Linked DNA regions of Mus musculus: region 2 is linked to region 1. Evidence: chromatin loops called from intact Hi-C (ENCODE). Cell type or tissue: heart. All regions are shown on one strand. Each heading gives the region's core, and the rest is flanking DNA. Links, peaks and the distances in the headings are about the cores only.

The links. Peaks named below come from ENCODE experiments on the same cell type or tissue, not always from the same donor. Only the 100,000 strongest peaks of a DNase experiment are listed, where the experiment ranks them.
Region 2: a loop joins it to region 1, with 4 times the contacts of the local background. A loop is called at or near these places in 13 of 42 quality-filtered maps.

What each region holds. Positions count from the first base shown.
Region 1 is chr15:79,744,876-79,760,596 of GRCm38, reverse strand. It overlaps Gm16576 (predicted gene 16576), which reads right to left. Exons shown (of 4, transcript NR_045069.1): 4 at 3,203-8,088. Among named protein-coding and RNA genes, the nearest start is that of Gm16576, 10 kb to the right of the region's middle. In heart, for the core only: no CTCF peak of the experiment used is centred there; DNase peaks (open chromatin) are centred at 7,056, 7,366 and 10,156.
Region 2 is chr15:79,801,537-79,817,257 of GRCm38, reverse strand. All of the region lies in intron 5 of Npcd (neuronal pentraxin chromo domain), which reads left to right. It overlaps Nptxr (neuronal pentraxin receptor), which reads left to right and starts at 12,549. Exons shown (of 5, transcript NM_030689.4): 1 at 12,549-13,283. The coding sequence starts at 12,675. In heart, for the core only: a CTCF peak has its summit at 8,981; no DNase peak of the experiment used is centred there; H3K27me3 peaks cover 3,792 bases.

The DNA.
Region 1 (15,721 bases), core at 5,397-10,396:
CTCCTACTCTTCTTCTTCCTCCTCTCCCTCTTCTTCCTCTTCCTCTTCCTCTTCTTCCTCCTCTCCCTCCTCTCCCTCCTCTTCCTCCTCTCCCTCTTCTTCCTCTTCCTCTCTCTTCCCTCCCTCTCCCTTCCTCCTCATCCCCCCCGCAACAGTATGTGAAACATAATTATAGTTTAAGAGTAAAGTTAGAAAAGGGTATTGTTATAGCTAGAGACTAAGTGCCCCTCTCCCTGCCCCCCCCACCCCAAAACCATAGCTTACTACTTAATGACACCTCTGATGGTTAGCATTAACTGTCAACATAACCTAGAATCCCCTGGGAAGAGAGTCTCTGTGAGGGCTCGTCCACACTGGGACGACCTGTGGCATATCTGTGGGAGGTTATCTTAACTAAGCCAATGGATGTGGGAAGCCCCAGCTCCCTGTGGGTGGTGGCACCATTGCTAGGAAAGGGGTCCTGAATGTGTAAGAGTGGAGAAGCTGCCTGCTTTTGACTGTGGCTGGGATGTGACTGGCTGCTTCAAGCTCACTGAGACTTCCCCACAGTGACTAGAACCTGGAAGTCTGATCTAAAATAAACCCTTTCGCCCTAAAACTTTTCTGAGGATATTTTATTATGACAGCAAAAACAAAAACCAAAAAAACCCCAAAATGACAAACAAACAAACAACCCAGGATACAACCTTAGCTTTTATTCAGTACAAGGTGAGCATAGAAATTATCATAACTATTGCTGCACATATAAAGCATATTTATTATTATTACTTCCATGGCTCAGCTAATGCGTGCCACACATGACTCCCAAAACTATAGTCTGAGGCAGCTGAAAAGCCAAGGTTCCAAGTTGCAAACCCTCTTAAAACGTACAGAGCAAGCAACAGGAGCTGGAGCTGGCAACAGGAACTGGAGCTGGCTCAGGAAAGCACTTGCTGCCCAGGCCTGAGGACCTGACTGCAATCCCCATAACTTGTGTAAGAGGCCAGGTGTGCCACCCCTCAAGTGACAAGGCTGAGACAGGAGGACCCCCGGGTCTCTCTGGCGACCCGGTTTAGTTATATTAGCCAGTTTCAGGCCAGTGAGGGACCCTGTCCCAAATAATAAGGTAGAGGCAGGCCCAATGGCTGAACGGGTGGTGTTGCCTGCTGTCAAACCTGATGACCCAGCTTCAATCAGTAGAACCCACGCGCTGGTAAGAGACAATGGCTTCCTCCCCTAAGTTGTCCTCTGACCTCCATACAGACGCTGTGGCATGCACACACTCAGAATAAATAAGCAAAAATGAAACAAGGTAGAGAGCCATTGAGGATGCACACACACACACACACACACACACACACACACTACAGGGTGCCCCTGTAGTTACTGCCCAGCCCTCTGCCTTCTTTCTAAAAAGAGAAAAGGTTATGTTCGCTTCTCAGTCAGATACCCCAGTCTGCCCCAGCACAAGAACAATTACTAGATTGAATGGAGCAGGGTCCTTTTAAAGATATACTTTAATTATGTGCACATATGTGTGTGTGCATGTGGATATGTGCAGGTGGGAGCGCAGGTGCAGGTGAGAGCACAGGTGCAGGTGGGAGCACAGGTGCAGGTGAGAGAGAGCACAGGTGCAGGTGGGAGCACAGGTCAGGTGCCAGCACAGGTGCACAGCAAAATTCAGAAAAGGCATCTTTCCTGTAGCCAGAATCACAGGTGGTTAGGAGCTGCCCCGTGTGGATGCTACAAAGCAAACTTGGGTCCTCTGCAAGAGCAGCAAATGCTTTTAACTCAGAGCCTATACCCTAACCTAACCCTTTTAAATGGCAAGAACATCAACGTCACGATCCCTGTCTAATGTCCCAGTTTCACCTTTCAACACCAGCAGTCTTGGAACACACCGATTTAGTATTGTCATCTTCATCACCGCCAGATTTCCCTAGCTTCTTTTAACCATTCATTGCACGTGCGTGCATGTGTGTGTGTGTGTGCCTGCACATCTGTGGGGAAGAGGGATGAGTATGTGCGTGCATGTGCATATGGGAAGGGTTAGGGTTGTGGCACTGTCTGAGTGTGTCGTTCATAGAACAATGCATAGAAGTCAGTTTTGTCCCTCCACCGTGGGGGTCCCAAGGACCAAGCTCAGGGCAAGCCTAGTGGCAAGTGTCTTTACCCACTGAGCAACCTTGCTGGCCCTATTATTTGTTTTTGTTTGTCTCTTGTAGCCCAGTCTGGCTTTGAAGTCATCCTCCTGCCTCCACCTCCCAAGTGCTGTATGTGTGCCACCACACCCAGCTCCTTCAACCAATTTAGCGATGTTTCTATTTTGAGAGGTGTCTCTGGTAAGTTCTTTTCGTGCCTCTGTCTTTCTTCATTTTTCTTTTTAGCTATTTATTTTATTTTATCTGTACATGGGTGTTTTTGCCTGTAAGTTTGTGTGTGTCAGAAGGTATCAGACCCCTTAGAATGAATGTTTGTGAGCCACACTGTGGGAACCAAATTCAGGTAGCCCCTGTCCCCAGCTGCTGAGCTGTCTCTCCAACCCCTCAAGTCTGTCTCTTCTTTTTCTTCATTTCTTTCTGTTTTGTTTGTTTGTTTATTGAGGCAGGGTCCCTCTGTGTGGCTTTGGCTGTCCTGGAACTCACGAACTCACGCTGTAGATTAGGCTGGCCTCAAACTCACACCAATCTGCCTGCCTCTGCCTCCCAAGTGCTGGGATTAAAGGTGTGTGCCACCACCACATATCCTATGTCTATTTCTTTTTATTATTATATTTATTTATTCATTCATTTATTTTTGGTTTTTCAAGACAGGGTTTCTCTGTGTAGCCCTGGCTGTCCTGGAACTCACTTTGTAGACTAGGCTGGCCTCGAACCCAGAAATCTGCCTGTCTATGCCTCCCAAGTGCTGGGATTAAAGGCGTGTGCCACCACCACCTGGCTCTATTTCTATTTCTTAAAGGTTTGTTTGGGCCAGCTCACTGAGGCTCTATGGAGGGGTCTCTTTTCTTGACCCCAGGAGGTCTGCGTTCTGAGGTCCAGCCAGAACTTCCCTTCAAGGTGGCTGACAGCTGAAGGAGAGAAAGTATAACCACAAAGAGCGCAGTGCTTGCTGGCCAGTGGAATAGAGAGCGGGGAGGATGTCATTGGCCAGGAACAGTGTGGGGCTCAGGAAAGCACACATCACTGCCCAGGGAGGAAGACTGGAGGCTGCCTGAAGAGGTCACACCCAACTGGGCCTTAGCATTTTCTGGGGGAAGGTTCTTCCTCTGTGAAAGTCTTGCATTTGACAGCCCCTGGGCTTCCTCCTTTGTGACATGTCATGTAATCCTCAGTAGACCTTTGAGTCAAGAATTGCCTTCCCTCATCTACAAGTAGAGGAACTAAGGCTCAGAGAGTGACTAGTTAGCCCAAGATCTAGCCAGGATGCAATTCCAGCCAGGACCAGGCCTAGGCTGCCAGGTTCAGGGTCCTCCTGGCTCCTGCTCATTCTCAGCGCTTCTGTTTACCTCTGTCCTGAGGGGCTCCACATTCCAGGCATGGTCCTGGCTCACCTATTGCTTAGCTACTTCTGCCCTCAGAGAAGGCACATCCACCTACGTTGTAGTTCTCCACCATTGTCTGTAGTGCAGGGAACACCTCGGTCCCCTCGGAGTCTTCAAGGGAAGTGGACAGCTTTGTCACACACAGTTCGAAGCCCAGTGCCAGTACCCTGCCTGGAGGAGCAGTGACTGGTACCAGCCATCTCAGAGAATGGCATCTAGTGCCCCGTGGGCACCACAAAGACCAAGAGACACAGGTTCTCAGGAGAGTGGAGGGCTCTAAGGGACTGGCCTAAAGAGGCAGATGGCAAGGACTTGGTCACGGGATCCATGGCAACCAAGGAGAATAGGCAGCTAGAGGGGTATAGCCTTTGAAGTTCAAGGGGCCTACAGAGAACCTTCTAATAAATACTCCATGTTGTCTTGGAACCCCAGGAGCTCAACCTACTTCCTGCTTCTCAGGGGCCACCCTTATAGTCAGGCAGGAAATGTCTCCTCCCATGGTGACATCCCAGTCCAAACCAGGATTGTCCTGTCCCAGCAGACAAGCCTAATGCACAGCAAACCTCACTTCCTCAAGAGCCTTGGGGACACACAGAGGCTGGTGGAGGCTAGGTCCCTCCCCCACGTTTGGAGGGGGATAGTTGGCGTAGGCCACAAACCACCCCCCTGTTCTATTTTTCCTTTGTTCTCCTCATCCTGTATTTAAAGAAACCACCTCCCACTGCCAGCTGCTGTCTTCAATCCTTAGAAAGATGGTGGGGGTGGGGTGAGAGCAAGCCACAGAGGCAGAAGGTTTGTATTATTATTAATAAGACTCCTAGACTCTTGGAGGCCCGGATGCGCTGGACTCCGTGCTGAGCATTCTGTCCCCTGGGTCGGGTTGGCCCTTCTGTCCATTCTGGGATGCTGCTGCCTACGCCTATGTCTCTCTTACAGGTGAGGAGTCAGGCCCAGTGCTTATCGGGCAGAGCAGGATTCAGGTCATCAGCCTGGGACCCCAGAGCCCAGCTCAAAACTGCTCAGGTGGCTGCTGCCAGCTGGAACAAGCTCCCTCCCTGCACCTCTGTGACCTCATCTGCAGAACAGGGATCATCCTCCTGCCTCAGGAAGACTATGGGAGCCAGGAAGAGGTGACCATGAATGTTTAAGGATGTCCACATTGCTGGCTCTCATGGATTTGGGTCAGGGCCGGTGTGGAGCCTCAGGGTCCATTCCTCCATTACCACCTAAGTTCTACAAAACTAAATCAGGAAAAGGCAGGGTGGCCAATGCACACCCCTGACCAGTGACAGAGACCACAGGGAGCTGGGATCAGACCCTGACCTTTCATCTTGAGCTGAGACAGATGCCCCCAGAACATGCATACCCATGTAGGGGTTTTGCTACTGACCAAGCAGTAACCCCAGCTACGTGTCCTTCTAGCCTCAGAACAGCCTTGTGTAACAGGCCAGGGAGACTGCACGAGAACCTTAGCATCGTGGAGGAAATAACTCACGGACATCTTGTGACACACCAGAGTGGAGCAGGCTGGGGGTGAGGCTCTCACTGTGAGCTAGTGGCTCAGGGATACAGAAAGAGTGACAGGCCCCACTCTACCTGTCCCCTGCAATACTGACACCTGCCCAGTCCTTCTGTGCCTTGTGCTCTTCCACCATGGCACGTGCATCTGCTGCACCTTAGTTACTCTGTAACTGAGGAGTGCTCGGACTGTGTGCTCTGTGCATCCCCAGTGCCTGGCGCAGGGTGCCACATACATAATACATGTGCAAGCCACGTGCACTTCCTCACACATATGCCAGCACTTAGGAAGCTAAGCAGGACTGTCAGGAATTTAAGGCCAGCCTAGGCTACATAGTGATTTCCAGGCCAGCCTGGACTAAAGCACTAGTCCCTCCCTGTCACTAACAAATAAACACGCAGCCAGGCCTTTGATCCCTGCACTCGGGAGGCAGAAGCAGGCAGATCTTTAAGTTCTAGGATAGCCTGGTCTACAGAGAGTGTTTCAGGACTGGCAGCCACAGTGTCTTGAAAAACCTAACAAACTAACTAACTAACTAACTAACTAACAACAATATGTATTGTAACTAATGAGCAAGTGAGTAAAAGAATGATAATGGGTGGCTAGACAGGTGGAGGGACGGGTGGATGAAGAAGGAAGGATGGATGGAAGGACAGATGGATGGACAGATGGACAGATAAGTGTGTGAGAAGAATGGAGGGATGGATGGATAGATAGAGGGATGAGTGGGTAGAGGGATGAGTGGATGGAAGGATGGGGGATTGAGGAATGAAAAGATGGAGGTGTAGATGGGTGGGTGGTCTGGGTACAGGACTCTGAAGGGGACTCCGGAAGGACAGCTGGCAGAGCTAGGGGTGCTGGACAGAAGTACAGGCTCACAGTCCCAGCAGGAGCCCTTTGTGAAACTTCTCCAGTCTTCCTTGACCACACTGAGGACAGAATCTTCTGGCTTTGAGGACTTGGTCTGGAGAAGCAGAGGAACCATCTGTTTTGTATGGGCCCCTTACCAAGCTTAAGGCTGTGGACACTGCTGTCATTCAACAGTTAGCTGTTTGAGGCATGGGGGAGGGGGGTCCCTGAACTCACAGATCAACCATAGAGGAACCTGGAACGTTAAACACACAGGGCTGTTCCTTCGCAGGATGGGATACACAGCCTGCTATGTGCATCTCATGTCTGATGGGTGAGCATCCGTGAGGTTGACCAGGATTCCTAGCAACAGAGTCAGCCCAGCAGGCAGGCTGGGGGGGAGCCTGTGCCTGACCAGAGACCATCTCTCTGCCTCTTATCTGAGTGAATCCAATGTTCAGAACAGAACCACAGCTGCTTCTCTGGGTTCTCTGGACCCCCTGTGGTCTCCCACACACTCTTCCTTCTTCCTCCCATCTCACCTTGCTAAAAGCCACATGTGCTGCTCGGTCCTGGAATGGTTGGTGTGGGCCACTCCTATCACGAAGCAGCCAGAGCCTTGACTGTAAATGCAGCTAGTGTGAACAGTAAGCTCCTGGGCTGAGGTGCCAGGGAACATGGAGGAAGGAAGGCCTCCAAGGAAGCACTGGCCCCAGGGGCTCTCTCCACGGATAATCTCATTGGAATGGAGGGGTTTGGCAGGCCCCAGGGAAGTGAGGAGGGTCCCAGCTTTTCAGTCGAGGATGCTATGAGTAAGGGATGGGCAGAGCCATGACGGATGGGGTGAGACTCACATGTTATGGGCAGGAGGGAAACCCTGGAGCGGTGGGCAGGGAGTCTTAAAGGCAGAAAGGCAACAGAATGGGGATGGAGAACTCAGGCCCCAGACCAGTAAGAACCTGCCCTGCCAGCCCAAAATGGAGCTGGGCTGCAAGCCATGCTGCAGGCACTGGAGAGCAGCTACCTCTTCACCACAGCCCTCATTTGTACCCTGAGCCTGATGACCTGGGAGTAAACCCCCAGACCCCACGTTCCCCATATGTCTTGATAACAGCAGCGCTCCACCCTGGCTTGCAAGACCCAACATAGCTTGGTCCCCTCCCCTCTCCCTAGGACCAATGTTCCTGGCACTAACCCTGGCTCTAGGGCTTGGAGCCCCAGAAGTGCAGGACCTGAGCCATACTTACTAAGCGCACACCCTGGGGCACCAGCACCACCCAGTTCCACCTTCACATCGTCCAGGTGAGCTGGACCCAGCTGGGCCTGCTGCGACAGAAGATAAGCTCATGATGTCAAGTAGGAGCAGGCCCACCTGAGGAGCCCAGAACTCTGTTGGTAAATTCCTCAGCCCTGTCCCAACCATCCTGCCCCCCTTCTGTGAGTCTACCAACCCAACAGCTTTCTGCTGCCGGCGGTGCAGGGCGACCTCTGGTGGCCATACATGGGCATAGCATGGTAATCCGTGCCTGCGGGAGACTTCCGGGCAGAGTGGCTAGTCAACCACTGACCACCTCTTCAGGCTCATCAGGCCAGAAGGGAAAAAAAGATATAGTGGTTTTGAGTCAGCCAGAAACAGACTTCTGCTCTTCATCCGCAAACATTTATCAAGCACTTCCTCCACACTCTTCCTTGCATAGATAGGTACTGAGGCACTGGAAGCCTAGTAGGTTGGCCCCCAGGCTCCCTGGAGCTACAAGTCAGCTAGGGCCTGAGCCTCCACTTCAAGCTCAGAGCCCACAGTGTCAGTTCTGCCCCTTCTGAGACATACTCATGGGGATACAGTGACCTGGCCGGCCTAGCACCAGCTATTTCCTTCTTCTACCATGTGGGCATCACACATTCTCTTCTTCCTGAGGGTCATTACAAGGGCCGCCAAATCCAATACATCAGCATCTCCCTCCAGGGTCAGTCCCAAGAGATCACCGAGTGACAAAGTGGTGCTTGGGGAGCTTCTGATGGCCCAAGGATCCATTGTCGGGCTCACTGGGTTCTCGGCTTGGCTTGGCCTGCAACGGGGCTGTCCTGGGCTATCTGGGTAACTTCTGCTTCCACAAAACCCACAGGCCATGTGGGCATCAGTGCCTTAGCTGGGGACATCAGGTAGGGCCATCTCCTCTGCTCCCAATTCCCAGTCCTCCTAAAAAGGAAGTGTGACACCTTGGGCTTTTCTCCATCTTGTGGCTGGGGTGTCACCTCTAGAGTGGCTCCCCCAAATCTCTGTTCCTCCTAGGAAGTGACCATACTGGTTAGGTTGTGTTTGGGTATTTTTGTTTCTCTGTGTAGCCCTGGCTGTCCTGGAACTCCCGCTATACACCAGGCTGGCCTTGAACTCTGAGATCCACCTGCATCTGCCTCCTGAGTGCTGGGATCAGAGCTGTGCGCCACCACCCCACCCCCAGCCCCCAGTAAGTCCTTGTTTCAGACAGATTTGTCCAGGGAGCCCGGACATGAGCAACAACTGGAGGAGAGCAGCTAGAGTGCGGGAAGTGGTTGGAAGTGCTTAGCTCTCAGCTCAGGCCTAAGCTGGGAGTCTGGCGGTGCTCAGAAGTGCATGGACATCTCAGCAGTCTCGCTGGTGTCTAGGCGCACCCTGCCTGTTTTCACGGGGAAAGTGAAACAGGACAGGCTGCAGGCTGCTGCTTCCTCATATCTGAATACCCTTAGGCCATGGTCTCATGAACGCCCTCAGAGCCCGCCACCATTTCCTGAGCAGCCTAGGGGAGCTGCTTCCCCTGGCTCTCTTACTCCAGGAACCTCGCTGCATTTCCTTTCCTGCCTTCCTACTTCCAACCCAGATACCTGGACTAGTGCGCGCACGCGCGCACACGCGCGCGCACACACACACACACACACACACACACACACACACACAGAGTCAGTCTCTCTCTCTCTCTCTCTCTCTCTCTCTCTCTCTCTCTCTCTCTCTCTCTCTCTCTCCTCTGTGTGTTCCTGTGCAGGTCTGGAGGTAAATACAGGAACCCCATTGGTTCCTTGGGTGAGGAGAGCGCCTGAGAGAGCAGGGAGGGCCTCCTGATGCGCTCTGTGATCAGCTGGATGTCTGCAGCTCACACAGTGAGGGTCCTGGTACTTTCGAGACTGAGGCGGATTTCAGACCTGCAGGGACCCCAGTGACAGTCATCCCAAAGCCATCTAAGATGTACTGCATAGATTTGCCTGCCCATACACTGTATTTTAATGGTTTTGTTTGTTTGTTTGGTACACTGTATTTTAATGGTTTTGTTTGTTTGGTTGGTTTGATTTTTCAAGACAGGGTGTCTCTGTATAGCCCTGGCTGTCCTGGAACTCACTTTGTAGACCAGGCTGGCCTCAAACTCAGAGATCCCCCTGCCTCTGCCTCCTGAGTGCTGGGATTAAAGGCGTGTGCCACCACTGCCCGGCATTATTTTAATGGTTTTAAAAAGTTTTTGAAATAAGGCTGGATGTAATGGTACAAACTTTTTTTATTAGATATTTTCTTCATTTACATTTCAATGCTATCCCCAAAGCCCCCTATAACTTCCCTCCGCCCAATGGCACAAACTTTTAATCTCAGTATTTGGGAGGTAGAGGGAGGTATACCTGTGAATTTGAGGATAGCCTGACACACTAAAAGTCCCCCACAATTAACCTTCACACTAACTCTACAAAGTCATCCTTTGGAACAGGAGAGATTTGACAAGGGCCCATATGATTAACACACCAGTTTATGGGATTCTCCATGTTATGAGCCCCCACACTTATGAGGCCTGTCTAGCAGGGCTGAGAAAACCATTGAACCCAGGGAAGGTCCTTGTTGGTCCTCTGAGGTCTGAGGCAGAGGTCCGGTGACTTCCATTAGAACAGCCTCATGGTCATTGCTAGCTCAGCCTGCTGCTGCTAGATGCTTAGAAGATACATCCCAAGGACTGGAAGATGGCTTTGTTTGTTTGTTTGTTTGTTTGTTTTGTTGTTGTTGTTTTGAGACAGGGTTTCTCTGTGTAGTCCTGGAACTCACTCTGTAGACCAGGCTGGCCTCAAACTCAGAAATCTGCCTGCCTCTGCCTCCCAAGTACAGGGATTAAAGGCATGCGCCACCACGCCCGGCAGAAGATGGCAATTTTAACAAGCTAACTGCAGGAACTGTCCAGCCCCTTCCTGGCTCTGGGTCCACACGCCCAGTCAGTGTCTGCTCACCAGGCACCCTCAGCCTGTCAGGCAGTGTGTTGTCAGCCAGGCATGGGCCAGGGCCTACTTCACAATCAGGAGCCTCCTCCTACTCCCAAAGACTGCCAGCGCTGAGTTTCCTGTCAGTGGAGACACCAGGGTGCACCGCTCCATCAGCTCTCAAGACAAGCATTTAAAAAGAAGTTAGGAGCTGGGCGGTAGTGCGTACCTTTAATCCTAGCAGAGACGGGCAGATCTCTGTGAGTTCGAGGCCAGCCTGGTCTACAGAGTTCCAGGACAGCCCAGGCTACACCAAGAAACTCTGTCTCAAAGAAGAAAAAAAAGAAAGAAAGAAAAAGAAAAAAGAAACTAGACCTATGTATTTTATGTGTGATTGTTTTGCCTGCATGTATGTATGTATGTATGTATGTACACTGTGTGCATGCTTAGTCCTTACACAGGTCAGGGGATGGCCTGGGATGCCCTGGAACTGGAATTACCGGGGACTGAGAGACAGCAAGGGAAAGACCAGCGCCTTCCTAGCTCACGAGCCTCACATTGCACTAGAGTGGTTCTGAGCAAGCCCAGGCTTCCTGGAACACTAACTGGGTGTGCTCAGCCACCCTGCTGTGTCCTTGGAGACCCCCACCCCAACCTCTTTCTTGCATACACCCACACCAGCCCCTCTCTCCTTTGGTATTTTCTTCTAGACCATTTTGGCTGTCACTCTACTAATTAGCTGTCTTCTTCATCCTCCTAGAGAGGCCGGGTGCCCTGATCCTTGCCAGAAGACCTCACGACGGAGGGAAGAGACATTTCTAAGACCTCCGGGATCCTTCTTATTTCTAACTTCTAAACTTGTAAACTTACATCTTCTAAGTTCTAACTTACAACTCCTAAATGGCTCTGTCCAGGTCTGCGAAAGTTTGCAGGTCCAGCTTTGCTTCGGGACACTCCTGCTCACAGTCAGACCTGCCAATCACTGGCCAGAGCACAGCCATAGAGGACTGCAGACCTGCTGAGGCCTAGGGAGAGCACCACCACCCAGGGCTTGCCAAGCAGGCACAGGGAGGAGGAAGTGGTCTCAGTTTAGAGAAAAAGGAAACTTTGAGCACTCGCGCTCTGCAATACAGGGTGGCTCTCGGGGCTCGGTCTAAACTGATGCTTACAGAACCTTATAGTGAGGACACAGCACAGGCCTGAGGCACAGTGAGACCCAGGCACAGCTTCCGGGCATCTTCTCTAGGGCGGTTACAAGGTTCCTCAGAAACCAGCTGTGACAAGCCAGCTGCTGACTGGCAGGGCAGTCAGTGGACTCAGAGCCCTGGGTTTGTACTGAGGGCTGGCCCAGCTAACATGATGGGAATCTTACCCAGATCCAGCTTCTTGGAAGCACGCTAGGGCCAGACTTACCAGATACCAGGAAGAAGGGGACACTATAAGAGATGGGGCACAGGTGACCTTATCAGGGGTGTGTGTGTAGAGTGATGGCTGGATGAAGTCTATACTTAATAAGACCCCTTAGAGCATGAAGGTTGGGGGAGCTGGGAAGGAGGGTCTCTAGGGAGCTACAGGAATGTGGCACAGTATTGGAGAGAAGGGAAACCATAATGACGATCCTCTGGGGCTAAAGATGGCTGGGTGCTTAAGAGTGCTCACTGTACAGCTACGAGGACCTGCGAGTGGATCCCAGCACCCTCACATGAGTTGGGTGTGGTCGGAGTGTGGGCCTGTAACCCCACACAGTAAGGGAAGATGCCCGGAGCTTGCTGGCTGCCAGCTTAGCCGAAAGACACCAACAAGCTCCCATGTCAGGGAAAGGCCCTGTCTCAAAGGAACGAGCTAGAGAGCGGTCAGAAAACAACACGGGGTGTCCTCCTTTGATCTCACCATGGAATAGTTTGAGTCTGGGGAGGGATGCTGAAGAACGCCCACAGTCTAAGGCACATGCCCCGAAAGCAGGGTGGAACCCTCCTGATGAATAAGCATGGCCACCGTGGCCCCAGAACAAGGCTGTTGGGAAGACAGCTTTGAAAGAGAGGAGAGCAGAGGAGTGGGGCGGAATGGGAAGGGGACAGAAAAAGGAAGAGACTCTAGAGCGTTGTGGACAGACAGGAGTCGGGTGATAAGACAGCGGCCTGCGTGGCTGCATCTAGGCAATCAGTGAGCGGGCAACTCAGATGGACGCATGCGCAACAACCCCCGCCCCCTGGTAAGCCCTCCTTCCCAGGTGGCAGCTCCTGACCACTGAGCCATAAAACCTGGAGCCTCTGGCCACCTGGAGGTCTTGTATGGAACTGCAAGCTGTGCTGCCTACAGTGTGCCCTGGGCATGCTGGCAGAGAGGGCGGACTGGCTGACAGCGCTGAGCAGAACATAGAGCCACACAGGCTTTTGCAGCCCCTGTCCCACTGTATCCTGTGCCACAAAGACCAGCTACCCAGCCTGCCCACACCTGGAGGACTGCGGCTGGCCGGAAGTACAGTCCTGTACATATATATATCTATATCTCTCTATATATCATATATAGCTTGCTTCTCCTATGTTGGATGCTGGGGCGGGGGAGGGGCTCTTAACGTTCATCCTTGCTTAGAGAAGCAGGCAGGGCAAGCATATGAACATTGCTATGTCAATGCCTCAGTAGGTCCTCCTCCCCAGGCTTGAAGGACCTTCACACTGCCACTCTGTCCATAGCCACCTGTCAGCAAGAGGAAGGGAAAGGGGTGCTATCCCCATTTTGCAGGTAGGAAAACTGAGGCCAAGTAGCTGAAGCCTGGAGGGTAAGGACAGAAGTTTGCGGAGACAAGGGATTGATATTTGCTGGGGGCCTCCCAGGCCACGAAAAGGATAAGGTGGAGGTCTAGGCAGCAGGGCCAGGATGGGACTGAGGGCGATTCTGCAAGCTATCTTAGTGGGCTTGCTCCTTCCACAGCTGCCTATAACTGAGCTGTCCCCTCTTGTCCCTCTTCCCTTGGCTTCTCCTCTCAAACTTGGGACAGGTTTCCCAGCAGTTCCTTTGACCCTTCAAGTGTGGGTAGGTCATTGTGGCAGAATCCATGAAATTTTAAAGGTCAGTGGAAACAACAACTACTCCTCTCCTCTCCTCCTCACCATCATCTCCATTATAACCGCCATTATCGTCGTCCTCATCACCATCATCATCAGGAAGAAATAGATGTAATCAAGTTTGGAATATGTTTGCCTTTATATTAAAAACAGTCACAAACTGTATTTTTAGTATTTTGTTGATGGTTGTGTGTGCACTCGTGGGCGTGTGTTTGCATTTCTGTGCACGTGTATATGTGTGCACGTGCGCTTCTGTGTGCTTGCACATGTGTCCATGTGAGCACATGTGTGCATGTGTGCGCACTCATGCACATACTATCAGACTTGCCAGTGGAGAATGTGAGCACATGTGTGCATGTGTGCGCACTCATGCACATACTATCGGACTTGCCAGTGGAGAATGTGAGCACATGTGTGCATGTGTGCGCACTCATGCACATACTATCGGACTTGCCAGTGGAGAATGAGGCTGACCTCATGTCTTTCTCCAGCACCTTTCACTTTTTTTTTTTTTAAGACAGGGTTTCACTATGTTGCCCTGGCTGGCCTGGAACTCACTATGTAGATCTGGCTAGCCTCGAACTCACAGAGATCCTTCTATCTTTGCCCCCAAGTGCTGAAATTAAAGGTATACACTGCTATGCCCTGCTATGCCTTGTTTTTTGAGAGTCTCTCATTGGACCTGGAGCTCATAGATTCAGCTCAGCTGGCCGACCTATCTTCCTAGTCCTAGAGGGAGAACTTTTTAAAAATGCTATTGATGGGGGCTGGAGAGATGGCTCAGAGGTTAAGAGCACTGACTGTTCTTCCAGAGGTCCTGAGTTCAAATCCCAGCAACCACATGGTGGCTCATAACCATCTGTAATGGGATCTGATGGCCTCTTCTGGTGGGTCTGAAGACAATGACAGTGTACTAACATAAAATGAATAAAATCTTTTTAAAAAATGCTATTGAATTCTTACTAAGGGCCTGGTTATGGGGCTTGTTGTGGCCTGTGACCCAGCTGGGACTTATGTTTTATTACGATATGCTAAAACTGGTCAGTAGTCCATCCCTACAGCCTAGTGGCCTGTCCTGCCTGACATTGCCAGAGCGGGGCTGTAGTCAGTGCTATTGCTGACTAAATAGGTGCTCACTAAAAACGAACACAAACCCCATCACTGATAGCCTTGCCGGGGACCACACACTATACTAAGCTCATCCACACATCATTTACACATCCACTGTTCAGATGAGGACATCAAGGCTGACAAAAGTTAAATAACACGCCCACATTGTTCTTTCCGGAGGGTCTCTCAGGGCAGCTATCTGAAACCACTGGCCCCGTGATGTCACTGCGGCAGCTGCTGCAGCTGCTGTTTATGTCAGAGGGATGACCTCCCATCCTCCCACCATCATGGAGCAAAATGTCTGACCTGTACAGCCACAGACAAAGATGCTAATCCTGCCTTTGCCTTCCTTCTGGATGTCTGACCCATCCAGGCTATTCTTCTGAGGCCCATCCCAGAACAGAGAGCAAGGGGGTGTAGAGAGAAAAGGATGTGTGGAATGTGGGAGCAGGCATGGAAGCCACTGCTCTTCGTAGGCACTTGAGTTGGGAAGGGTCAGGGAAGATACCTAGGAACCCGTTGCTGGATGATTGGCAGGATCTCATCAGCAAAGAAAAGGGGGAAAGGGCAAGCCAGGTCCCAGTCCTGCCCAAACACAGGCTTGGCCTTGGGAGAGGGCACAGGCAATGCTCTGGGAGTGACACTGAGGCCCACAGGGGCTCTGCATCAAAGACTCCCTGAAGGCTGTGCCAGGGAGTGAGGTGACTGAAGTCCTACGAGTCGTGTTTAGTTAGCATTTACTAGAATCTTGGCACGGTAATAGGCGTGGGGTCAGAGATGAGGGAGACACTGTCATTCCAAAGACCAACTGCTGTGTGCCTGGGAGTGTCCGGCTCAGTCAGACACCTACAGCCCTCACCTACTGTTACACGTATCACGTGTCTTTCTCCTTGGAGCAGACTCCTTCCATAAAACAGCTTTACTAGGCTGGCGCCTGCTAACAAACTCTTCGAATGGCTGGATTAAAGAGCCCGGAGCCCCAAGATGGAGCTGGGTGGGGTCCAGCAACACCCCACATCAGATCCCAAGGAGGCGGAGAAACAGCCTCCGGGACTTGGGGGCACCAGGTTTCTCAGGAGTCCTCACCCTCTGTTAGCTGCCAAACATGTTCCAGAGACGAGGAAACATGACATGAAAGTCCCCACCCTGCCAGGTTGGCCTGTGATGGTTAAATGACAGACGCCAACACCCAACTGGACTGGAGGCTGATGCTGACACTGCCAGGGAGCAGTAGAAGTGACCTTGGTTGCACAGAGGGAAGGGGGCCTCCCACAGAAGTGCTGAGCGCTTGTCCCTTGCCACGGAGCAGGCAGAGCCACATAGCTCATCCCATCACCACGTGGGGCGGGGTGTAGCAAGGGAAGCCCCCAAGCTTGGCTGTAGGTCAAGACAAGCTGAGGGCCACGTGCTCTCCCCACGACCTCTGTTCCTTTCCTCGCTTGACCTCACGGG
Region 2 (15,721 bases), core at 6,119-11,118, 56 kb before region 1:
CGCTTCTGATTAGCCTTAAAGTAAGACCTTCAGGAGGTCAGTGGGTTCTCATACCAAGAGCAGCACAATTACCAACAATGAAAATGAAGGAGCAACCCCCGGGGCCGTCAGTGGGCGATGAAGATGTCAAATGTGATACGTGCTACGGTAGAGCATTCTCAGTCTCAATAAGGAAGAGCATTCTGATGCATGCTTCAGCAGGGATGAACCTTGCGGACCTGGTGCTAAGGCAAAGCAAGGCAGCTCCAGGACCGATTCTGTGAGACTCTGCTGACTTATACTGAGGTATTTGTGTAGAATGAGCCTCGGAGGGCTTCAGGCAGGAGAATGGAGAGTCTGAGGGAGAGCTCTGAAGTGATGCTGGTGGTGGTGGTAGTGATATGGCAGCCAGCTGGGGGTGCTGATACATGGTATAATCCCATAGCGGGTAGAGGCAGGAGGATCAGGTATTCAAGGTCAGCTTTGGCTACATAGAGAATTCGAGAACATCCTCAGCTAAGATCACTAAGATCTTATCTCAGAAAAAACAAACAAACAAGCAAAAAGGAACAAAAAACCAAGGTGCCTCGGGAGACGGCTCAGGCAGAATAGTGCTTGCCATGCAAGCGTGAGGATCGATTTCCGTCCTTAGCACCCAGGTGGGCAGAATGCAGAGATGGGCACTTGCAACCCCAGCTCTGGGGAGGTGGAGACCAGTGGATCCCTGAAGCTCACTGGAAGCCCGTGTAGCTGTATCAGTGAGCTCCAGGTTCCGTGAGAGGAGGCCTCATCTCAAAAGACAAGGTAGAGAACATGGCTGGATGCTTCAAAGCTCTTGCTGCTCTTCCAGGGGATCCGAGTTTGGTCCCCAGCACCCATATCGGGTGGTTCATGACCACCTGTAGTTCCAACTCCAGAAGATCCAACACCCTCTTTTGGTCTCCACAGGTACCTACACACCTGCCACACACACAGACGCACATGCACACACACGTACACATATGAGCACACACACAAAAAATGGGGAAACATTGAAAAAGTGCTTCATCCTGCTGAGATGCATTAACATAGTAAAGATGGCGAGCTTTATATTGTGATTTCTATACTGAACCATTAGAAACAAAGTCAGTTCCCCAAATCACCCCGACTTCATCTGTTCAGCAAGCGTGTCGTCGCTGCTGCCGTTCACCTGCCCCCTCTGCCTCCCCAAACATGTGCCATCTCAGTGGGACAGTGAGATCTGAGGACAGCCATCACAAAGCCTAAGAGAAGGCAACCCATCCAGGAGCTCCACATCGGGTCCCAATTAATGCTTGATGGCACTGGGTCCCCTCCTGTCCCTCAGCTGGGAGATGGCCTTCATTAGAGAAACCTGGGACCAAAGTCTTTTCTGCCTTTCCCAAAGGCTTTGTGAGCTCAGAGAATGACAAAGGCCTGTGCCTTCATTTACAATGATGGCCGGTGGTCACGGTCAGTTACCACAGCAGGGGCTTTTATGAGTAAATGGGCCTGGGGAATGATTGGCAGAGCAGAGGGCCCATGGCAGCAGGACAGGCTAGGTGGCAGGGGTTCTGTGTTCTGGGAAATAATGACACCCCCTACCATGTCCTCTGGTCACTCTTGCTTCATGGTCTAAAATGGAGCCACGAGGAACAGCCTTTGGGGGTAGACTTGGCATCTCAGCTGTTCTCTGTCATGACAGAGGATATGGCTGTGTGCAAGGAACCAAGATACACTTTGGAAGGGCAAGCATACCTCGGTCCCCGATGGAGGTTCATAAACACCATTGTCACCCCTCTGGCTCTCTTGGGGACCTCTGCCACTCTCAGTCTTGCTTTTAGAGCAATGGTGCCTCGGCAGGTGACTTGCTATTCTGAATACCTCACAGTGTTCCTCTTTCCTGCTTTTCAAACCCAGGCACCATTAAGAGCCGTGTTCAGAACTCATGTGGCTTGAGGGGAATCTGCTGGTCACCTACCATCAGGTCTCAGTGTTCCTTTACCTTGAAGGAAAACAGGTCGCCCAGGCAAACTGCGTTATCTGGGAGGGTGGAAAGTGGCCGTGGCTAAGAAGACACACCTTCCACATCTATGTTCAGATGTGGCTGCTCCTGGCATCTGGTTTGATGTCCCAGCTTCTTGGGCACCACCAGTTAACACTGCCCAACACCAGCACAAACAGCTTGAAGATAGTAGAGAAACAGGCTGGAGTCCCTGCCCTCTGTCACCTCAGCCAGGCTGGGCCTGGCCATGCTTTGTTCTTAACCTGGAATAAGGGGGCAGGGCTTCCTCCTTAAAGATGGCAAACATGGGCGGAGCAGAGTTCATAAGCATTGACCTAATAAGTTGAACTACCCAGCACACTGCTTCTTTGACACCCAGAGAAGTCCCAGCTCCTGCCAGACAGATTCCTGAGAGATAGCCCCAAACCCAGCCCCAGCCAGCCCTACTAAACCATCTGTCCTGCCACAACAGAGTCCCTGGAGCCAGACTGCCTAGCTGTGTGGGACCCATGACATATCTCTTGCCTGTTAGGTGTCTTCATTTCCCCCATCTACAAAATGGAGATAGCTCACTCTGTGAAGTGCCTGCCTCGAAAGTATGTTCACCAACACCCCCAACACCTACAAAAAGCCAGGCATGGTGGCACATGACTGTAACCCCGGGTCTGTGCTGGGGCAATGGCAGAGAGAGGCAGGTCCCTGCAGTTTATTGGCCAGCTGGCCTTGCTGATTTTCCAAGCTCCAGGGTCAGTGAGAGACCCTGTATCAAAACACGAAAGCGGAGCAAGCTGGCTCAGCGGGTTAAGGCAGTAGCTGGCAAGCTAGACAGCCTGAGTTTGATCCCCGGGCTCCTCATGGGGGAAAGGACAGAACCAACTCCTGCAAGTTGTCCTTTGACTATGTACACATGTGCACACACAAATAAATGGATGTAATTTACAAACAAATAGATAAAAGTGGCGAACAGTCCAGGAGACACCAGATGATGGTGACTGGCTTCCGCGCACATACACACAACTGCACACATGTGCACACTAACAGGTATGCATCCCCTCCCCATAAACAGAACACAGTAGGAAAGCACACTGACGGCCCTTTCTTCATGGGGTTGCTGGGAGCCAGACTCTGACTGTGCACTTGAGTCTTCCATTAATCCCATGGTGCAGCCGTTGAAGCTGGAGAGAGGTTGAGCCACCTGCTCTGGTGGTGACAGCCTTATTAAGTTGTACAGCTGGGATGAATGTCAAAAGGCTTACTTCAGAGCGCTGGCTCTCAAATCCTCTGTTCTACCTCAATTCGAGCCCCTGGGGTCCCACATTCAAAATCTAGCTCCCCACCACATGTGGTCCCCCAAGGCTATGTGACTCACCCCCTTTCCCTAGGAAGCCCAAACCTTATTCCTGCCTGTGACTCACTCCTTCCCAGCCAGCCACGAGCCATGAGCGGCTGTGACTAAGTGACCCCTGCATGGAAATGTCACTCTGATCTATCATTTCCTCTGCAACCTGCTGCCCCCTTCCAGTCCAGACCTCCCGTGGATGTCCTGTGCCTGTTCGAGAGTGTAGACTCCCATGGGGCAGGGCAAAATATGCTTACTTCTCATGCCTTGACTCCACGTGGCTACAGAGCTAAGGGGCCATAGATGAGGTGGGAGGTTAGTGGGGTGGTGCCTTCTTAGGGACAGCTAATGTCACCGTTTTTTCCAAACCCTAACTCCCAGGAAGAACCGAGTGCATGGCAGGGGTTGATGGAAATTTGGAAGCGAGGGAACATGGCTGAAATGTTTTGTCCCTCGAGTCAGGGATGGGTTCCTTAGGGCTCAACTGAGACTCCCAATATTTGGGGGTCACTAAGGAAAATGTGTTTTCGGGCCCCAAGGTGAACCCTGGAGAACATGGCTGGTTCGAGGCTGGAGAGATGGCTTAGTGATGGAGGTTAACTGCTTTTGCAAAGGACCCTGGTTCAGTTCCCAGCACTCACCTGGTGGTTCACAATGGTCTGTAACTCCCATTCCAGCAGATCTGATGCCCTCTTGCGGTCTCCATGCAAGGACACTGTATGCATGTAGTGCATATAAATTGACATAGGCACACGTGTATACATAAATCTAAATTAAAAAGACTTTTGGTTTTTCAAGACAGGGTTTCTCTGTGTAGCTTTGGCTGTCCTGGAACTCACTCTGTAGACCAGGCTGGCCTTAAACTCCGAAATCCACCTGCCTCTGCCACTCTGGAGAATCAAGCCAGATGGCATTCCCCATCCACCCTCCCCCTGACCCCAAACTCCTATGCTGGAGAATGCAGAGGCCACTGGTGAAGGGCAGGGCAGTTTGTAAGGGGAGCAGCCCTGAGCCCACACAAGTCAGTCTCTCCCTCTCCCTCTCCCTCTCCCTCTCCCTCTCCCTCTCCCTCTCCCTCTCCCTCTCCCTCTCCCTCTCCCTCTCCCTCTCCCTCTCCCTCTCCCTCTCCCTCTCCCTCTCCCTCTCCCTCTCCCTCTCCCTCTCCCTCTCCCTCTCCCTCTCCCTCTCCCTCTCCCTCTCCCTCTCCCTCTCCCTCTCCCTCTCCTTCTTCTCCATCTCCCTCCCCCTCTCCTTCTTCTCCATCTTCCTCTCCCTCTCCTTCTCCATCTTCCTCTCCCTCTCTCTCTCCTTCTCCATCTTCCTCTCTCTCTCCTTCTCCATCTTCCTCTCCCTCCCCCTTTCTCCCCTGTCTCAAAAGAAGGTAGAGACCATCTTAGTAAAACCCAGAGGACACAAACACATTGAGATTGCATCATCAGTGGGAAAGATGGGTAAACTGACTGGCCTAAAGAGGTAGCCACTGAGCAAGAATGAAGCCATTGGTGCCTACCATGGTCTAGCGCAGGTCTTCATGGGTGTCTAAAGATACTCTTTTGTTTTGTTGAGAAAGGGTATCACTATGTAACTCTGTCTGGCCTGGAATTCACTGTGTAAACCAGACTGGCCTCGAACTCACAGATAGTTACCTGACTCTGCCTTCCAAATGCTGGGATTAAAAGTATGCACCGCCATGCCCAGCTTCTACGCTGCTGCTGCTGCTGCTTCTCCTCCTCTTCTTCTTCTTCCTCCTCCTCTTCCTCCTCCTCCTCTTCTTCTTGGTTTCCAAGACAGGGTTTCTCTGTGTAGTCCTCGCTGTCCTGGAACTAACACTGCAGACCAGTGTGGCCTTGAATTCATAAAGAGATCTGCCTGCCTCTCAGGTGCTGAGATTAAAAGCATGTGCCCCCGCCACCAGGCTCTCTGGGTAGTCTTTTTTTTTTAAGATTTATTTGTTTGTTTGTTTGTTTGTTTGTTTATATGAGTACTCTGTAGCTGTCTTTAGACACACCAGAAGAGGGCATCAGATCCCATTACAGATGGTTGTGAGCCACAATGTGGTTGCTGGGAATTGAACTTAGGACCTCTGGGAGAACAGTCAGTGCTCTTAACCACTGAGCCATCTCTCCAGCCATGTCCTCAAATCCTGCTCCAGGCACTGGACTCAGGCTGGCCAGATGAGGCAGTTGTCTGGCTACTGCCTAGAGACACAGACTATCCCAGCAGCATGGGTTCCATTGTGTGAACTTGAACATCAGTGCCCCAAATTAGTGACTGAGTAACCTGAAGCCACTTGCTTAACCTCTCTGTGCTTCATATGGCTGTCTGCAACTCAGGAATGGTGGCAGAGGCCCAGGGCTTCCTAAGGATATTGTGAGGCTTTAGATAAGAGTGTCAAAGCAGTAGCTAGCTAGTGTGACAGCCACCTCAGGACAGCTCCCTCCTTGCCACTTTCCTCTCTCATAGACCCTGTAGCAGTCGCTTCCCTCCATGCTTCCTGTTTTCCAAGTTGAAAAATAACGTGTGGGTATAGTTTGCTAGTGGCTGCAGTTTTGGCAGGTTGTAGACAGACTTTAGACAGGAGAGACCTAAGGCTCGAGTCAACTGAGGCTGATAAACTAGCTCATGGAGGGAAGCAAGAAGGACCTGGCTCACAGGGCTTCCCACCTGCCCTAATTCCCCACGTTGTCCTATTTTCCAGCCAGAGAGCTTCCCTAACCTGGTCCCCATTTTTAGATTCACCCTAGGTACAGGAGGAACCAGATGGCATTGGAAGTTGCTGCCAGGCACATATGAAGGACCACCCGGGCATGGTCCCATGGCCTGGCCTTGTTGTAGCCAAATGGGACTGTTCAGACCCATTTAACAGACAAGAATGGAAGTCTCCCAAAGCTTGAGGCTCTAAAGGCAGCATCTGAGGAACCCCGGCCCCCACCCCATTCCCTTTCCTAGATCACAAACTCACTTTGTGTAGAAAGCGCATGCACCTGGGTCTACCCAGGGACCAGAGACCCACATGCAGGAAACCAGTTTCTGGGCCTCAAAAATGCATGCAAGGTCTCAGTGTGTAAAGACGCCTGCCAGGAAGAGCAATGGCCTGAGTTCGATCCTTGAGACCCATGTGTCAGGGAGAGAACTGACTCCCGAGGGCTGTTCTCTGACCCCTGGATGTGTACACACACCTATCTCCCTCACTCCACAATAGATGTAAAGAACTTAGATGTCCACCCAAGCCATTGACTAGTGGGAGAGACACTGGTGTGGGGCCTCTAAGGTGAGAAAGACGGGGGTGGTTGTCTAGCCAACAGGGCTCAAGTGACTGTGCAGGAAGAAGCCATTTCTCAGGACATCCACACAGGACAGGGATGACAGGTGGCAATGGAAGATGTTGACTGACAACTGCCAGTCTCAAGGGCCAGCTTGGGCATCCACTGCCCATGGGACCCCAGGACAAACACTGAACCTGAATTCAGCTTCCCCAGGTGTGGACTAAAAACTGGGTAGCATATAGCTGAAGTCTGGCCATGGATGAGACCCCAAGAGGCAAGACTCGGGAGGTAGAGCCCAGTATCTGGGAGCTACTGGGAAATCTGGGAGCTAATGGGAACCCAGCCTGTCCCTCATAGCAACAGACGGCAGCCTTGCTGGCCCTGTTCCTACTGCCCTTTCCTCTCTGGCCCTGGCCAGGACTCTGCACAACTCGATGCCTCTGCCAGCAGAATACACTCTTCCTCCTGCTTTGGGGCCCCTCTAGAGCCTGCAGGAACAGATGTCCCCTTTCTGCCCAAGCTGGTGGCTGGGTAGTCTCTCTAGCTGCTTCCAGGAAGCAGAGTCTGGGTGAAAAATCTCTTGGTTTTCTCAGGAGGTTTGCTCTCCCCCCACTTGCTTCCATGTTCCTTCCTATTGATTGGGACTCCTGATTCCAGCATCCACTACAAATGTGCAAACATTTTTAGGCCCCAGCAAAGTCCTGCTTTCCTCCGGGGAGGCTGGAGCATGTTGAGCCAAATTTATAAATGAGTCCCAGAATCCAGTCATAAAGAGGGCACCAATAAATGGGAACTAACAATGAACACCTAACCCATGCCTAGGAACACATAAGGAATCAGGTAGCATTTATTAGTCACTTGGACATCAGGCATTCTACTGTGCTCTGGAAATACAAGGCAGTGTGGTAAGAAATGGAGCCTGGGGCCTGGAAGATGGCTCGGTGGTTAGAGACATGTGCCACCGAACTGGACCACATACATGGTAGAAGGAAAAGAGAACCAACTCCTGAAATTGTCTTCTGGTTTCCATACATGCATGTGTGCATGCACATACACACTAGACAGACAGAAGGATATGTAGGTAGGTAAGAAGGTAGATAGATAGATAGATAGATAGATAGATAAGCAGACAGACAGACAGAAGGTGGGTGGATGGATAGGTAGGTAGGTAGATACATGCATGTGTGCATGCACAAACACACTAGATAGATAGACAAAACGATATGCAGGTAGGTAGGTGGATGGATGGATGGATGGACAAATGGACAGATGGGTGGATGCATAGATGGATAGATAGATATGTAAATAGAATAAAACAGTAAAAAGTAAAGAAATGATGCCTGCCCCGACCCCTGGAGGAGAGGTCTATGCAATGTCTCTTACTTCTCAGTACCTCCCGTCAAGCAGGTATCAGTGACCCCACTGCCCAGATAAGAAAAGACAGCTCCTGCCGAAGACCGGAACTCATAGAGACTAGACCTGGTCATTAAAAGGGAGAGGCAGCTCCTTCCCAACCCTCTTCAAAGAAGGGGTAGCTTTGCTCACAGGCACACCTCCAAGGGGGACACTGGCTCCAGTAACTTTGAGTGTGAGCATCCCTGTGTAGCAGCAGTTCTGGAGACAGGAGATGGGGCTCTGAAGGCTGGTCCCACCCTGTGTACAGGCAGAAGGCACGGAGGTGGTGCTGCAAGGGAGAAAAAGGTGTGTGGTGACAGTTTGCTCCCTGGCAACACGCAGAGGGCATGTGGCAGAATGACTGCGGATCCAGGGCGGGGCCACATTCATGGTTTGTCCAGAACTGAGGGATTCCCTGGGGTGTAGGACACTCACCCCTGAAACCGAGGAAAATCCCAGGCCACCTGGTGTGACTTGTTGGCCCCAAACCCACATTAAAATCCTGGCTCTTCTCCATGCCTGCTGTGGAGACAACCAGTAACCTATGTAGAAACTTCACATGCTTACAGTTTTTACTATATTAATTTACTTATGGGGGAGCATGCATGCCACAACATGTGTGTGGAGGTCAGGGGATGACTTTCAGCAGCTGTCCTCCTTCTACCATGTAGGTCCCAGGGATAGAACTCAGAATGTCAGGCTTGGCAGCAAGTACCTGCTAAGCCAGCCCACTGACCCAGGTCCTATGTTTTTAGAAGCAATGTGATGATATTTCTTTCACCTGTACCGTGCCTGTTCCTTTTAAATTAGCCATAGTGTGATAAACAATAATTGAGCAGAACTTTTATTTGTCTGGTCATTTACTTTATTGTATTTGTGGCACATTGGGCCACGTGTTTACGTATGTGGAGATACACATGTATGTGCATGCATGTACATTATGAGTAGAAGCCAGAGATCAGCATGCATGCCTCCCTCATTTGCTCTCTGTCGCCATCTAGCTACCCAGACTCCTATCACACTTACAGGGTTGTGCCACCACACCTAGACTGGGTTTTGTTGATGTACGGGTTCTCAGTGCTATGTAGCTCTAGCTGGCCTAAATTTCATGACAGCATAGACCAGGTTGGTCTGACACTCACAGATATTCCCCTGCCTCTGCTTTCCAAGTGCTAGGATTAAAGGTGTGTATCACCACACTCAGCCAAAAAAAAAAATCCTAATAAGTATATATGTTATTTATAACATAATTTCCTCATCCTAAAAATGGAATAAAAATGAAGAAATAAAAAATCCCAGGAGTTCTGGGGGTATAGCCTGGGATAGAGCATCAATGTAACACGTACAGGTTCTATACCAGCACTCAAAGAGAAAGTAAAGAAGGGATGATGTAAGACTTGTGAGGAAAACCAAGAGTGCTGTTGGTCTTAGGGGAGGTTTCCTGAGGACACCCCTCTGCCCATCCTTGTAGGATCTTTGTTAGGATTATGGAGGGGGCAATTCCAGAAGAGATGGGACTCACTGCCTGTGGGGAAGTATTCTCCAAGAAGCTACTGGAGAAGGGGAAGGGGCTGTGCTGAGTTCTGGGGCTAGAGAGAAATGAAGGATGTGATGCTGCAGGACCAGTGCCGAGCTGGGAGGTGCTGCCGTGCCTGGAGAATTCACAGTCTGAGATCGCTGCAGGCAGCGGGCACAAGGATGGAGAACCAAATTATGCTCAGATTACCAATTCTCTCTGTCTCTCTCTGTCTCTCTGTCTCTGTCTCTCTCCTCTGTGTATGTTTGTGTGTGCCTGTCTCTGTGTGTTTCTGTGTGTCTTTCTCTGTTTGTCTCTCTCTCTGTGTGTACATGTCTCTGTCTCTGTGACTCTGTATCTCCCTGTCCCCACACCCCTGTCTTTCAACAGGGTCTCATGAAGCCCAGGATAACCTGGCACTCTTGATCCTCCTGTCTCTACCTCCCAAACGCTGTGATTACAGACATGTACCACTTCCTGGTTTATGTGATACCTGGGCTTCATGCCTGCTAGCCAGGCACTCTGCCAGCTGAGCACTCCCCAGTCCAGAGAGAAATTTTTTTGTGTACTCTCATTTTATATTTTGTATACTCTCACATTCCTCATTTTATAGAGGGGGGGACACAGAAGGTGTCAAGAAAGGCCTGAGATCCACCTCACCTGCTAACTGGCAAATTAGGGCAAAGTGCAACAGTGCACACCTTTAATCCAAGCTCTCTGAAGCTGAGGCAGAGGGATATCTATGAGTTTGAGGCCAACCTGGTCTCTTGAGGAACTTGAGACAGAGTTCCAAGCCTCCAAGGGCTACATAGAAAGACCTTGTCTCAAAAACAAACAAAAACAAACCAGCAAGTCAGCAGGTTTCACAGATGCTGGAGAAAAGTCAAGAATCTCCCCTCTGGGGACGGGGGTGGGGATAGAAGTGGTGGTGGGGGACAAGGGGGATGGGAGTGGGGAGGCAGAGAGAGACTTTATTCACATCAAAACAGGCAGCATTTACTGCATGTAGACAATAGCCCCCAGTGCCTTCATGGAATTATATAGGAACTTAGACACACACTGTAGGTCTGCAGTACAGCCAATACACCGTGAGCTGAGACAGCCTCGGTCTTCTTTTGATGGTCTATCAGCTGACCCACCCCACTGTGGTCCCAGAGATGTGAACTGTACTCTGATCAGCAAGCAAACCTGTTCTCTCCTCAGAGGACAATACAATGTTTTCCAAAGTTGTTACCATGTAGATATCCCTGTAAAGATAGTTGCCAACAGGAGATGGGGTGCCGGCCGCAGGTGTTTAAGCAGGGTGTGTGTGACTTATTAATACCATTGGCTTAATAGTCATGCCAAGCAATTAATAGACTAGTTTAAACAAGATCCACCTCCAGCCCCTGCACTTGTCCACTCAGCTGCCTCGGAACTCCCAGGGTGGCTGACGACACTCAAATTACCTTTGACTGTTCTGCTACTGGGAGTGACTTCCTCTTGGCCTCTCCTGGCATTCCTGGCCCTTGAAGAACATTTTCCATCGGGATTTTTGTCTGCGTGTCTGTCTTCATGGACATACTAGAATCAGCTGGGGTGCTGATATCGTCTCTACCCCTAAGGCTGTAGGGGGCCCAATGCCTGTCATTGCCTCCAAAGATCTGAGGCTAGATCTCCAGTTGTGGATGCTTCCTCTGAGCCGTGCTGCCTGGGCTGGGGTCTCAGGTTATTAATTGTCATCAACGCAGCTCTGGGTGCTCATGATGAGCAGAGCCCGCATTGTGCCTCTCACTAGCATATCTGGACAACAATCCCTGACTCTAGGGTGTGGGTGAGCAGAGGTGACATAACCCCCAGCCTGGAAAATGAAGGGAGTCAGAACGGATGCTCATGGACCTCCAATGGGGTGCCAGTGACCAGGCAAGGTCCCCCAGGATTCTGGAGGTTGCTGCCTCCTCAGAAAGGTCCTGGTCCCCAGTCATGTCCACGTTGGTAGCTGTGGGGAGTCAGAGACTTTTGAGATGGTCAAGACTTGGCTCAGGACTTAGTGAGCCATTACCAGGCTGCAGCGTGAACCTTCATGGCCTCCAGGGGTTCTTCCAGCTCAGGAATCCATCCCAGGCAGAGACAGCCTGCAGAACAGCAGGGCTGAAGCCGGACTGGAAAGGGTGGGAAGATTTTTAACGTTTTTCATTGCAAAGTTAATTTTCAACAGAATATATATAGAGGCATTTTAGGCACGATAAAGTAAAACCTACACACATAGCCCACTCCTGCCTGGTCTTGGCGCCCACCAGCTTGCATCCCACCTGCCATTCTGACAGAGGCTGCAGCGAGCTAGGGGATTATCCTCTGGCAACTTTGATGCTTGCAGACCTAAGGGCTCAGATGGGGTGCTTGGAGCAGAGCGAACCTGCTCTTCTGGAAAGAGGAGGTAGCAGGTGACACTCAGGTGACCACAGCAGAAACAGATTAGGCCTCCTCACCCTCGACTGCTGTCTCTTTGATCGCTAGCTTTCACCTTAGTAGTCCTGTCCAGGCAGATGTGGCTCACCTCAATGCTGCTTCAAATGCATTCTAGCTGTGACCTTGGGCTGCCACTTGGCCTCAGTTTCAGAGGGTCTCAGTTTCCTCTTTGTTATCAGGAGCATGTTCAGGCTGAGGCTTAACTACAACGGAGCCGGCATCACGCTGAGCCCAGGGCCCTCAGTTTCCTCATTTGTATCTTGAACGTGTTCAGACTGGTGTTAACTGCAACCGAGGCTGCAGCGTGCTGAGGCCAGAGCCCCGCAGGGACACAGCTATGGGCATTCCGGGGGGCGGGAGGACCCGGAGAGGACCAGAGGCCAGGACGCAGGGTCGCCTTAGAACCCAGCCGCCACGTAGCCATCCAGTCACCTCCTTCTGAGTGAGATGAAGCCCTGGGCGTGGCGCACGCAGTCGGGCTCCCGGCACGGAACGGGTGCGGGGCTGGGCTTCGGCCGGCCCCGGGGGAGCGAGTGGGGCGGGGCCGCCGCGCCCGCCTTCTCCTCCTCCTCCCGCCGCGCGGGCTCAGAGCGGCGGCAGTAGCGGCCGCGGCGACAGCTCCGGCTCCCACTCCGGCTCCCGTTCCGGCTCCCGCGCTCCCGGGCCCTGCGCCCCGACCCCCGCCGCCGCGCCTGCCGGGGGCCTCGCGCGCCCCCTCCGCGCCTCACGCTGAAGTTCCTGGCCGTGCTGCTGGCCGCGGGCATGCTGGCGTTCCTCGGTGCCGTCATCTGCATCATCGCCAGCGTGCCCCTGGCGGCCAGCCCCGCTCGCGCGCTGCCCGGCGGCACCGACAACGCCTCGGCCGCCTCGGCCGCCGGTGGCTCGGGTCCGCAGCGCAGCCTGAGCGCCCTGCACAGCGCAGGCGGCTCGGCCGGGCCCTCGGTGTTGCCCGGGGAGCCCGCGGCCAGCGTCTTCCCGCCGCCGCCCGTGCCGCTGCTCAGTCGCTTCCTCTGTACGCCGCTGGCCGCCGCCTGCCCGTCGGGGGCCGAGCAGGGGGACGCGGCAGGCGAGCGCGCAGAGCTGTTGCTGCTGCAGAGCACCGCGGAGCAGCTGCGCCAGACGGCGCTGCAGCAGGAGGCGCGCATCCGCGCAGACCGGGACACCATCCGCGAGCTCACCGGCAAGCTGGGCCGCTGTGAGAGCGGCCTGCCGCGCGGCCTCCAGGACGCCGGGCCCCGCCGCGACACCATGGCCGACGGCGCCTGGGACTCACCTGCGCTGCTGCTGGAGCTGGAGGACGCGGTGCGCGCGCTGCGAGACCGCATCGAGCGCATCGAGGTGAGTGGTGCGCCGTCGGGGGACACGGGGTGGAGGGGCCCTGCTCAGCCTGCGGCGCGGGGGTCCCGGGTCCCTGGAGCTGCGGTCGGGTCACCTGAAGCATGCCCCTGGCAGGCACCATGGAAGTGTTCTGGTCCGAATCGCCGGTGGGAACCTGGCACGGTGATCGGGGCACGAGAATGGGAGAACGGCGTCCACTTGTAGTGAAAATTGATTGAGATGCAGGTGTGGGGATGTTTGGCACATGGTCTCCTTAGATGCTCTCCTCGGGAACCTAGAGCAGCTCCCACCCCGTACTCACTACCTTTAGGAGTACCGTTAGCTGTCTTGGCAAGCCCAAGAGTGCCTCATTAGCACCAACCTGCACGCCTGCATCACCTCTCATCCCCGGGCCACGCCCAGCTTTATGTACCTGAAGCTCTGAACTCTTGGGGTAAATCAGCGGATGACTCCTCAATAGGGGTGTACTTAGCTCCCTCCGCCTCCTTTTCCAGGTCAGATACAAGGAGTCCCCGGGGAGTAGGGACCCTTCTCGGGTTTGTGTGTGATGCTAAGGCATTGACTGATTATGCCTATGGTCCCTTTCCTCTCTGTTACAAATTCCCAGTCTGGGGACAAATAGATAAGATAGATTGAGCAGGACAAACAGACAGGAAAGCCTTGGCCATTCCCAGACATGGACTGATTTCCAGACACGGAATAAATCCTCGAAGGAGGGGCGAGATAGGGCTGATGCTGTGGCCCCAGCCTCCTCCCCCAGGCTGTAGCTGGGCAAGGCAAGGGTGAAGTGAAAGCATGGACAAATTAAATGGGCAGAGAGAGCATGTATAGGGCTCCAAGTTCAAGCTGAGGAGATACCTGTGGGAAGGTTGTAGGCTCCATCCCAGCAGACCACCATGAAGTCAGCTGCTTGAACCCCCACCTTCAGAGTTATCAGACCACAGTCTCCTCATACCACCTCCAGGGCTTCCACTCCCTTTATGGAGATAAGAAAATCCATTTCAAACCTCCTGAGCTGAGTGGCAGAGAGAGAGAGAGAGAGAGAGAGAGAGAGAGAGAGAGAAAGAGAGAGAGAAAGAGAGAGAGAGAGAGAGAGAGAGAGAGAGAGAGAGAGAGAGAGAGAGAGGACAAGCCAGGCAAGTACCCTGCTTCTCGGCCCAGGGGTGAAGTTCTTAAAGCCAAAAGCAGTGGAGGGGGGTGGGGAACAGATAAAAGCTGCAGGGGAGGGGAGCCTCAGTCTTCTCACCTGTAAAATGGGCATCATGACACTATACATCTCACCAGACAGACACTCCAGTGGCAAAGGTATAAGCAAACACATAAATAGGAGCAAATTCTCCCTTTAAGATTGTACTAATGTAAGAATCATTTGAGTTTTCCCTCAACTTTCTCTCCATGCCCTAGCCCTGGCACCAGAGATGGCACAGGTGGCTCCTCCCACGGCTGTGACTGGCACGGCTGTGCTGACCCTGCTCCCTGGCACCTGGCTCTTGTCCAGGTAGGCTTCCCTGCAGTGGGCCTGCCGAGGCTGAGGGATCCTGGCAGCAGGGACTTGGCAGTAGGTCAGCTTCTCAGGCTTGGGGGCATCCCCCCCCACCCCCCTGCTTCTCCACATTCCCCTTCTCCTATTTGCCGAGTGAGACAGACATGGTCTGGTCTCTGATCCTGGCAGCAGCCAGAGTCAATGCCCTAGGGTCACACTGCCACTCTCAGTGGGGGGCTCATGCACTTCTTGGCCACTGCCTGGTCTCTCCCCCTCTTTTCTCATTCAGTGTAGGTGAAAACCCCAGGTTTACAGGGTCTGCTGTCACAGCTGTAGTAGTACCCTGAATGCGCTCTTGCTAATGTCCCCAGAGGTGATAAACTGAAGGGGGTTTTTCACTCTTTGCCTTGCTGACACCCCATCAGTCCTCTGACCTCTTTCCTTCCTTCTTGGCTTCTAGATGCATCTCCCCTGCCCCTTGCTTACTCTCCCACAGCATCTCTGCCTGCTTCAAGGTCCTTCTTGGCTCTCTGGTCCCCTGGGTGGGCTGAGTCACACGCAGGGGCTTCCAGTGCCCACTCCACATGACCCACAGATCCTGTTGGCACCTGTGTGCTCACTCTCAGCTACCTGTTGGCTGGTCTCTCTCTTCCACGCACATCTGGGCTATTCCTAGAGCCTACCCTGGGGTCCTCCATGGGGGCACACTCCTCAGCCTGAACCTGGCCAGCTGCTTGAATCTGGTCTGACTCTCCAGCCTCATCTCTCTGTCTCTTCCACCTTTGCTTGGGTCAGTCCAACTGTTCCCACATTAGCACATCAATCCCCCCCAGAGGCCTCTTCCCTGACCATGCTGTGCCCCCCACCTAAGCCACCCACCTCTGCACCCCAGAGTCATGTGCGCTCCAGCCAGATCTGATTCCAATATGTGATCGGGGAAGGTTGCCCTTCTCCT